2 separate regions of the Homo sapiens genome follow, and region 2 is linked to region 1. A link is a contact called in ENCODE Hi-C data. All regions are on one chromosome and are shown on one strand. The core of a region is the stretch at or near the end of the contact, and the rest is flanking DNA. Distances in the headings are between cores, read along the strand shown. Region 1 has its middle 43 kb from the start of METTL9. Region 2 overlaps POLR3E (RNA polymerase III subunit E).

Evidence for each region. A loop is a pair of places that touch in the nucleus more often than their neighbours do. Pooled maps may share reads with other maps.
Region 2: a map of mammary epithelial cell shows a loop between it and region 1 (6-fold over the local background). The contact joins two enhancer-like sites. A Hi-C loop is called at or near these places in 11 of 168 maps with a recorded cell type or tissue (A673, CD4-positive, alpha-beta T cell, CD8-positive, alpha-beta T cell and 8 more), 9 of 37 single-sample maps with no recorded cell type and 13 of 50 pooled maps.

What each region holds. Positions count from the first base shown.
Region 1 is chr16:21,553,509-21,558,677 of GRCh38, reverse strand. No RefSeq gene overlaps it. Among named protein-coding and RNA genes, the nearest start is that of METTL9, 43 kb to the left of the region's middle. RefSeq lists an enhancer at 3,585-4,395. Within about 2 kb of position 1,902, at least 8 of the 41 ENCODE cell types and tissues checked have a DNase peak (open chromatin) inside an H3K27ac peak, as active enhancers do.
Region 2 is chr16:22,312,238-22,317,551 of GRCh38, reverse strand. POLR3E (RNA polymerase III subunit E) reads right to left here. Exons shown (of 21, transcript NM_018119.4): 7 at 3,825-3,932; 8 at 3,424-3,473; 9 at 2,344-2,463; 10 at 866-951; 11 at 513-557; 12 at 346-437. Among named protein-coding and RNA genes, the nearest start is that of POLR3E, 17 kb to the right of the region's middle. Within about 2 kb of position 2,696, at least 3 of the 41 ENCODE cell types and tissues checked have a DNase peak (open chromatin) inside an H3K27ac peak, as active enhancers do.

The DNA.
Region 1 (5,169 bases), core at 653-3,152:
AATATACAAAAATTAGCCAGTTGTGGTGGTGCGTGCCTGTAATCCCAGCTACAGGAGGCTGAGGCAGGAGAATAGCTTGAACCTAGGAGGCAGAGGCTGCAGTGAGCCAAGATTGTACCACTGCATCCAGCCTGGGTGACAGAGCAAGACTCTGTCTCAAAAAAAAAAAAAAAAAAAAAAAACCCTGTTGGGGTTTGTTGGCGAAGGCCCCCCTTCCTTTTGCCACCACGGGCGCCAACCCTGTTGCCCTTCCAATCCCATCTCCCGCTGCCCCTGACAGTGCCTTTGCCAGCTGGTGCTTCTGCCTGTTCCGTCGTGGTGGCTGCTCTCACCAGGGTCCTTTCCGCTGGTCGTCCCTTTCTGCCTGGAGCTGCCATTATCTTCACCTGACAAATAGAAACCCATCTTCAGGGCTCCACTGAAACGCCGCTTCCACGGGGGCCCTCCCGGGCGTCCCAAGCAAGTTTAGGGCCCCAAAGCCCACGCCCTCACCTCTCAGACACACAGCTTTTTATCTCTACCACCGTCTGACACTCCTGGATTCCAAGCTCTGCAAGGGCAAGTCAGAGCCTAGAGCCTCCTCCCTCTGTCCCCCGTACTGAGCGTGGTGCCCGGCACGCGGGAGAAACTCAGCGGGTGTTTTTGGATGAATGAGGGACTTTTCTTCTTTTATGCTTGCATGGCTGGCAAAGCCCCTTCTCATGGACATGTTCTTAAGACATATTTATCTTTCGACATCCTTACGTGCAGGTCTTACCTTGAGACTCGTGGTATTTGTTTCGGGGAACTGCGGATCTCTGCTGTAGTGAGATGATGACGATGCCAGTGATGATAGCAATTTTATTTTATTTTATTGTTTATTTATTTATTGAGATGGAGTCTCCCTCTGTCGCCCAGGCTGGAGTGCAGTGACGCAACCTCCACACCTCCCGGCTTCAAGCGATTCTCTCACCTCCGCCTCCCAAGTAGTTGGGACTACAGTCGCGTGCCACCACCCCCGGCTAATTTTTGTATTTTTAGTAGAGACCGGGTTTCACCATGTTGCCCAGGCTGGTCTCAAACGTCTGACCTCAAGTGATCTGCCCGCCTCAGCCTCCCAAAGTGCTGGGATTACAGGTGTGAGCCACCGTGCCTGGGCGATGACAGTAATTTTAATAATAACAATAACACCAGTCATAATAATAGTAAGTGGCTACCATTATTTGAGCTCTCACTGCATGCCAGGGACTGTTAGGGAGGTACTTTGTAAGCATCACAGTACTCAATCCTTGCCATAGGCATCATTATCCTTTTACAAATGTCTAGTCTGGGCCACAGACCTATAAAACAACTTGCAAAGCCCCACCGTGTGAAGCCAGGATTGGAGCCCACATTTGCCTGGCTTTCAAACCAGTGCCAATATGTGATGGTCTCAGAGGCTAACTTCCAGGGAGCAGTCTAGGTTCCGTCATCGCCGAGTTCTGTGGGCAGGGGCTTGCAGTGGCTGCGGCCCCTGCCTGCCTGGGGAGGTGGCACACAGAAGCCCTCAGCCTTCCCCATTTACAGCTTGGGAACGTGCATTACCCCCGAGAGTGGCACCGGAAGCAGACCGGTCCCTTGCGGCATCGTGTTATTTGAAATTTCCAGTAATTAGAACATCTCAAACTTCTCTTGTACTAATTTTAAGCCTTCAAACAACCCGTGCCTGCCAAAAGCCTGCTCATCTTGGTAAAAGCCCCGAACTACAAATAGATAGCTATTAACAGCATCTGTTGTAATAGCAGAGACAATATTCTCTGGGGCCAGCACGTCACCGCCTGGAGCCGACCCCAAACGTCATCTGTTATTATGTTTGGAGAGTCTGGCACGCGCTGAGGCAATCGTTCAATTATATCTCCATGAGCCGGTTCTGACGCACCTGCTTGCACAGAACGCTGAGGCAACAGTGGCCAGTGCTGCCCGGTGGACCAGCCCTGCCGATAGCAGAGTCTGGGGGATGGGGGCTGGCAGCTTAAAGACCCCTTTTCGTGAATTGGGCTTGCCTTTTTTTTTTTTTTTTTGATTAAGGAGAATATCCTGACATTGTATTGTCATTACGAAAAGTCACTTTAGGCTTGGCACAGTGGCTTATGCTTGTAATCCCAGCATTTTGGGAGGCTGAAGCAGCAGATCCCCTGAGGTCAAGAGTTCAAGGCCAGCCTGGCCAACATGGTGAAACCCTGCCTCTACTAAAAATACAAAAATTAGCTGGGCATGCTGGTGGGTGCTTATAATCCCAGCTACTCGGGAAGCAGAGGTGAGAGAATCGCTTGAGCTCAGGAGGTGGAGGTTGCAGTGAGCCAAGATCTGGCCATTGCACTCCAGCCCAGGTGACAGAGCAAGGCTCCATCTCAAAGAAACAAAAACAAAAACAAAATTTAGTGGGGTGTGGTAACACTTGTCTGTAGTCCCAGCAACTCAGGAGGCTGAGGCAGGAGAATCACTGGAACCTGGGAGGCAGAGGTTGCAGTGAGCCGAGAGCACCCTACCGCACTCCAGCCTGGGTGACAGAGTGAGACTCCACCTAAAAAAAAAAGAAGTCACTTTGAGATTATTTTATCCAGGTCTGCAGCCTTAAATTGGGTCCCTAACTTTACTGGCAAGGCAAGTAGCAGAGTTTGGCCTGAACCCTACTACAAAAGCTGAGGGCCTGGACCGTCAGACCTGGGTGAGGTTGCCGGCTAAAATGGGGCAGGTGACCGAACCTCTCTGCGTCTCAATTTCCTCATCTCAAAGTTGGACTCACAGGACCTGCTCTGTAGGGCCATTGTGAGGAGTTCATCCTGGGAGGAACATAAAGTTACCTCGCAATGCCCAGCAGGTAGCAGGTGCCCAGTGAAGGCCAGCTCCTCCGCCGCACTCTGGTATGCACCAAGCCTTCTCCATCACGACAACGACGTGAGCTCATGGACAGGATGCGTGGTGCCCGGGACACGCCAGAACCTGGCCAGCGAGAGCCTTTGCCCCTTAATCAGCTGTTTCACCCCATGAAGGCTTCAGTGGCTTCCAGTTCGTTGTTTTTTGTTTGTTTGTTTGTTTGTTTTAGAGTGCTTCCTTTATGTCAAGCGTTGTGCTAAGGACTTCGTATTTCCCATGTGACTTAATCGTAACAGCAGTCCTATGGTGGGGGTTCAAGGATCATCCCCACTTTACAGATGGGGAAACTGAGGCTAGGAGGGGTGCAAAAGCTGGACCTAGAGCACACAGTTTGGGAGTGGCGGCCCCAGCTTCTGAACGTGCGTCCGACTGCACACGGTTTGGGAGAAGTGACCCCAGCCTCTGAACGTGCGTCCGACTCCAGACCCCACTCCTGCCCCCATGCTGTATTGTCTACAGGAAGAGCAGCGAAACACGGCTTTCCAGTTTTTAAAGAAATACGCTTGGCATTTTGCTGGTGGGCGGTCTTCGCGGCGCAGGTCTAATTTTGGAATTTACAGTGGGATTTAAAGTTTTCAGTGAGATTCTCTGTTTCACCTTGAAAGAGGCTCAAGGTGTATGAATCCCACACTAGACTGATGCTGAAGAGGAGCCTGTGGAATCCGCACCCGCTGGCATTTTCAGTAAAAAGGCCTCTGTGTCTTCCTGATATGCGTGCGCCCCGCGCGGGCCACGTTGCCAGGTTCCGGGTGCCTCTTCACCGAACTGCCACCAGGGGCCGCTCCAGCCCAGCCCGAGTTATCCATCGGCCACCGCACCTGCTGTTCCCGAAAACGCAGCGGCCCAGACTTCCTTTGCAGTTACCCTCTTAGAAGAACGAACGTTTCGCTTCCCTCCTCATTTGCGTATCATAGAGCCAGTGAGACACAGTAGCCTTTTTGGGTTTTCCCCTGAGCGTGCTTGGTCCCCAGCCCAGGGTGGCCGCCGTTTCAAGCAAGTCCCTTGCTCAGGTACAGGGGTGCAGATGCCCCGAGCCAGCCTGAGGAGGGGCCGCATGTCCCGAGGGCCCCATGGTTCCCCTCAGGAGGCAGATTGGAAAGGGCTGACTTGTCTCTTACTCCAATGAGTAGAGAGGCGGAGGATCCAGCCCATCAGAGGCTGCCGCAGTAAAGAATTCTGTGACAGGCTGGGTACGGTGGCTCACGCCTGTAATCCCAGCACTTTGGGAAGCCAAGGGGGGCGGATCATGAGGTCAGGAGATCGAGATCATCCTGGCCAACATGGTGAAACCCCGTCTTTACTAAAAATACAAAAAAAAAAAAAAATAGCCGGGTGTGGTGGTGCCCACCTGTAGTACCAGCTACTTGGGAGGCTGAGGCAGGAGAATCTCTTGAACCCGGGAGGCGGAGGTTGCAGTGAGCTGAGATCACGCCACTGCATTCCAGCCTGGGCGACAGAGTGAAACTCCGTCTCAAAAAAAAAAAAAAAAAAAAAGAAGAAGAAGAATTCTGGGACAGCTCGGGGTCGGGAAAGGTGAAGAGATGCCTGTGGGCTCCAGCCCTGCTGGAAACCCTTGGGAAAGTCTTCTAGCCCCAGAGTTAGCACAGCACCTTACCCTGCAGAGGCTCAGGGCTCACAAGTCCCTTCTGGTCCCAGCAGCTCCTGTTCCTGGCCCTTGTTGGTTGGCCACATTCTGGAGGGTGACTTTTCTACTAGGTTTTGTGGGTGGGGGTCTGGCAGGCATCGGCTGTCAGTGGACTTATGCCTTATGCAGTTGGCGTCGCTCTTTGGAACCCTATTTATGTGCCTACGTAGAACCCTAGAGTGCTTGAGCTGGGACCAGGAGAAACGTGTAGTAACTCTCTTTACACAGATGAAGCTGCGGAGCCCCTGAATGGTGTGCGATGCACAATCACCACCACTGCCATCATCAGACAACACTTTACAAAATGCCTCCTGCCTTGTCTCCATTTATCCTTCCCGCTCTTCTCGTTTAACAGGTAGAGAGGCTTAGGCTCAGAGAGGCTAAGCTACTTGCCCAGGGTCACACAGCAAGTTAGAAGCAGAGCTGAGTTGCAAATCCAGGTCTTTAACTATTTCTGTGTTCTGTGGACTTTCCTAGAAATCCCAGGCGGTTCCCAAACTGCCGTGGGAAAGGCTCGATTCCACTGTAACACACAGAGCTGCTTACCGACCGAGTGATTCGATGAATAAATCAATGAACTGACTAATCCCATTCATTCCTGTATTCATTCATCCCGTGAGGGTTCGTTG
Region 2 (5,314 bases), core at 1,447-3,946, 760 kb before region 1:
CATTAGTCTCTTTTCACAGAAAAACAAACAAAGCCTCAGAAAGGTTCATGACCTGCCCAAGAGCATGGCAGACAAGTGGTGAGCATGGCACAGGAACCCGAGCCCGCCTGTGGGGGCCAGACACACTACTGTCCTACATTCACGGGAACCCGGGCTGCCTGCGGGAGCTGGCCGCACTGCCGTCCTGCGTTATCTTTCCAGACAAGGATGCAGCTGCAAAGCTGGGCAGGCTGTGGGCAGCAGGGGCCTCTGGCCTTGTCCCCTGGTCCTCACTGTCCCACAGAGTCCATTCCTCAGGAGCCACTGGGACTGGGGCCCCCGGGTGGGCAGGGGGTAGGCACCCACCATTCTTCATCAGGATCTTGATCTGATCGGCCAGGGGCAGCGTGCGCAGCTGGGCCATCGACAGGACGTTGCTGGGGGCCACAGGCTTGTCTCTGGGAAAAGCAGAGGGGACGGGTTAGAGGCAGCCAGCCCGGAAAGGGAGAGGGTGTCCTGCCGCCTCTACTCACTTCTCCTCCTCCTGGCTGGGTGGCATCAGCATCATCAGGTACTCACTGCAGGGACATGGCAGGGGCAGAGGCTCAGGGCTGATCCAGGCTGGACCCTCCTCACCAGCCACCCAAGTGAGGGTCTGGGGAGAGGGTGCAGACAGCCCACCCCCGCCCTCCCCCAGCAGCCCTGAGCCCCTGCAGAAAAGTGGACCATCTCTTTCCAGGCCCACCCTCCTGGCCTTCTCCAGGGGACAATGGGCTCCACCCTCATGCTACAGGAGGGGCCACAGTCCTCTGGGAGGATCCACACCAAGGACCCCTGGGGACCCTGGGCAGGCATCCAGTTTGCATGCTGGCCCAGCCCATCCCACCTGGGTGACTTGACGAGCTCCGTGTTCTCCACCCCGCTTGAGCCGGGGCACAGCAGGTACTGACGCTCATGCTCAGAGCGACTGTCCTGTTGGAGGAGGGCAGGGTGTGAGAGGAGCCTCAGCTGATGGCCCTGGCCTGGGCCCCCTCCCCCAAGGCCTCCCGTCTTCCACTCCATGGCCAGCCACAGGACCACATCCAACCTCCTGAGCACGGCACCCAAGGCCTCTGACGTGGCCTCAGCCACTCATCTTCCTGGCCTTATGACCTGCCCAGCCCCAGCCCCCAAGCCTCGATGCCTTGTCTGTAACACAGGTACACCACCAGCAATGACAAAATGATGGCTAACATTCACTGGGCATCTAGGATGTGGTGGACTCTGTTCCACTGACTGTAAATATACTAACCCATCTCACCCTCAAAATAACTTGGCAAGGTAGGTACTATTATTACTACTCTCATTTTATAATTAAGAAAACTGAGGCTCAGAGAGGTTAGCTAACATGCCCAAGGTCACACAGCAGGAAACAGCAGTGTCTAGAAGTTTGACCCCGAGTCTAAGGGTCTGTTAACACAAATCTCTTCCAAGAAGGTTCCAGAGAAATCAGGAGTTGTTCCCCACCCCAGAAAATATTGGGAGCCCTGGCCCATGGTGTCTTTGGAAGCATCCCTCACTCAGTACACAGTTTCAAGGGTTAGGTTCTAAAATCAATGCACCAGGGCCAGGTGGTCGTGGCTCACGCCTGTAATCCCAGCACTTAGGGAGCCTGAGGTGGGCAGATCACTTGGAAATCAGGAGTTCGAGACCAGCCTGGCCAACATGGCAAAACCCCATCTCTACTAAAAAAACAAAAACAAAAAAATTAGCAGGTGCCTGTAGTCCCAGCTACCTGGGAGGTTGAGGCAGAAGAATCACTTGAACCCGGGAGGCGGAGGTTGCAGTGAGCTGAGATCGAGCCACTGCACTCCAGCCTGGGTGACAGAATGAGACTGTCTCAATAAATAAATAAATAATAAATAAATAAAAATAAAAGTAAATAAAGTCAGCGTACCAGATGAAAACCAAGCACAGTAAGAAAATCCCCTGGGCAGGTGGTGCTGGGAACTCTGGGGTGGCAACACATGACCGACCCTCTAGGACAGAACCGGAGAATGCATCTGGCCTGCGTTTAGGGCCTGGGCTGCAGCGAAAATATGTTACCAGGCACTAGCCCCACTGCAAGCCCAGCAAGATGCCCATGCCCAGGGGCCAAACCCCACCCAGGGAACCAAGGACTCGCATCTTTTCCTCTTGCTCTCCTGGGGCCCACGCTAAGTGGCTCGGCTGGAGTGAAGTGTAAACTGCCCACAGGACTCGATCCTCTATCTGTGGCTATGACTCATGAATTTGACTTAAGTTCAAGGTGAGACACGGAGGCCACACCATGACCCTTCCGGGCACCGAGGTGTTTCCCCCAGGACCCCACGAAGCCCCGCTCACCCTCAGGCCATAGTAATGCAGGTGGACCCAGGGCTCCTCTGCGTGCTTCTTCTGCAGGAACTCATAGGACTGCACACGGCGCTGGCGGGCCTGCTCTGACTCCGGCCGGGAGAACCGCACCTGCGGTGGGAAGGGGAAGAGGTCATACCGTCAGGCCTGTGACCCTTGCTGGACTGCCGTCTCAGCCCCTGCCAGAAGACCAGAGAACTCCGTATAGGGGTTTTCCACTCTCCCTTCCTTTCCTAGCACAGGTCGTTTAAATTCCGTTCCAACCGTGTCCCTCCCAGAGCTGCCTGCACACGCCAGGGAACGGCTTATACTTGCTCGTGCCTGCCCAGCCCAGAGGCTTGAGGGGGATTAGAGTCCCAGGCGCCAGAGCCAGCAGAGTCCTTAAAGCAGACAGGCCCAGGATGCCTTTTCTAAGTTCCCCAGAGCGGAAGGGAGTTTCTAAGGTCCTAATAAGCTACGGAGAGAACAGGATGAGCTCCCTGCGCCACCTCCATGTCCATTACGCCCGTGTTCCCCGGTCCTCAAGGGCTTCCAAACACTCACCACTCTCTAGCCATACTTGTGTATCATCATTCTACGTGTAGCATTTTTCTTTTGGTACTACTCATTTTAATCTAAATATGCTTAAATAGGGAAAACTTTACAAACCATAAATGGAAGGTTAAGATTCTTTGAAAAATCTTTAAAATTCAGGAATAACTATTAAAACGAAAACTATTCATCCGTGCCCCATAAAGAGGATAGAATCACAGTTAATTGACTTTGGCTCTGTTAAGATACAGGTTCATGGCAGAGCTGGTCTGCGGGTCCTCAGGGCTCCTGGCCCCAGCTTCCTGCTCCCAGGTGACTCTAGCCAAGCCCCAGGCACACATCTCCTGGATCCAGCCAGGGCTTCCATCTTGTGTATAGCTGGAACAACTCAGGTTGTTCCCTCCAGGTAGCCCAGCAAGAAGGCTCAAAAGCATGGGCCCTGTCTGCTCCACCTGCATTCTGTGAAGACCCGCTACCCCTTGGTCTCTGGTCCTGCTGCCGCCCAGGCAGCACCCTCCTCCTCCAGGGGCCAGGGCTCACCGTGATCTGCTTAACATCGTCTTCCGCCTCATCCTGTGAAGAGTCCCCTGCTGCAAGAGAGACAAGCCACTGACTGCAGTCCTGGGGAGCCTCCACCTCCCTTCTCTCAACCCCACCCGCCAGGGAAGCCTCAGGCCGGGGTGCTGGGAGTTCTCCTCGCAGAGGGAGCTGCCTAAGCCAGTGGTTCTCAATCGGGGACAGTTTTGCCCCTTTACCCTGGGGATACTGGGCAATGTGACCTTTTTGATTGTCACGACTGTGGGGTGGGTGCTTCTGGCATCTAGTAGGTAGAGGCCAGGGATCCTGCTAAACATCCTATCATCCCATCCCTCTTCCCAGGACCAAGCCATCCCACCAGGATGAAGGCAGGCAGGCAGCAGGGCTGGGGATCCCGGGCTCACCCTCGTTGGCCGCCTCCCTCTCCCGGTGCTTGGCGTCAGCCTTATCCAGGTAGGAGAAGCTGGGCCGCAGCTGCAGGATGCCATGTAAAGGTGTCAGGTGGAGCTCACCTGGCGGAGGAAGAAGGGCTTGGACTCAACTCTAGAAACCCACCCAGTTTGGCTCAAGAGAGTCACCAAGTCCCGTGAAGGCCTAGGCCCACCATCAAACCGCCTCCCATTCCCGCTGCAGCCCCCAATCCTAGAGTCTTGGGACCACCAGGCCAGGGACCATCCCCACCTCCACCTGGCCTGCTGGACACAGCAAGCACACAGCCCAGACTAGGACAGGAACCTGGACTCTTCTGTTCGAAGCCACTTCCTTCAGTCCCACCTCCCAGTCTGGTTCCACGCCCCTCTCCCCAGCTGCTCGCTTTGCAACACTAGGCAGCTAATCCTCATCAAATTCGCCCTGCTGTTTACCCTCCAGGCCTCGGCCAGCTCAGCCTTACTGTCCCGCCCCACACACCTGGATTTCCTCTCCTTCTTATCCTCCATCTTTTCCCGCCAAAATCCCACCCGTTCCACTAGGAAGTCCACTAGTGCCACTGTGGCTGGAGAAGAGGCCCTGCTAGAACTGGGTGGAGTGTCCACATGGCCTCTGATAAAGATCATGACTTTCCCTCCCGCTGCAAGGGATGTGGCTTTCAAGAATTACATGCTTGAGACATGGGTTCTAAACAGAACGCGCGAGTTATATGACACTACTTTTGATCCTATCCCATTTTGTTTCCTAAGTGTTCAGATTAGTTTCGTTCATTGCTTTTGAGACTAAATACTTAAGCACTTTACTGTTTTTTTTTTTTTTTTTTTTTTTTGAGATGGAGTGTCGCTCTGTCACCCAGGCCAGAGTGCAGAGTGCAGTGCCATGATCTCGGCTCAGTGCAACCTCCACCTCCCCGGTTCAAGTGATTCCCCTGCCTCAGCCTCCCAAGTAGCTGGGACTACAGGTGTGTGCCACCAAGCCCAGCTAAATTTTTTTGTATTTCAGTAGAGATGGTGTTTCACCATGTTGGCCAGGATAGTCTTGATCTCCTGACCTTGTGATCTGCCCGTCTTGGCCTCCCAAAGTCCTGGGATTACAGGTATGAGCCACTGCGCCCGGCCGCGCCTTGTACTTTTTACCAGCTTTGGGACAAGACTCACGTACCATATAGTCCACTCATTTAAGGCATACTAATCAATGTATTTTTGTTTTGAGATGGAGTCTCACTCTGTTGCCCAGGATATTCAGTGGTGCGATCTCGGCTTACTGCAACCTCCGCCTCCTGAGTTCAAGCGATTCTCCTGCCTCAGCCTCCTGCATAACTGGGATTACAGGCACTCACCACCACGCCTGGCTAATTTTTTCTACTTTTTGGAAGAGATGAGATTTTATCATGTTGGCCAGGCTGGTCTCGAACTCCTGACCTCAGGTGATCTGCCCACTTCGGCCTCCAAAAGTGCTGGGATTA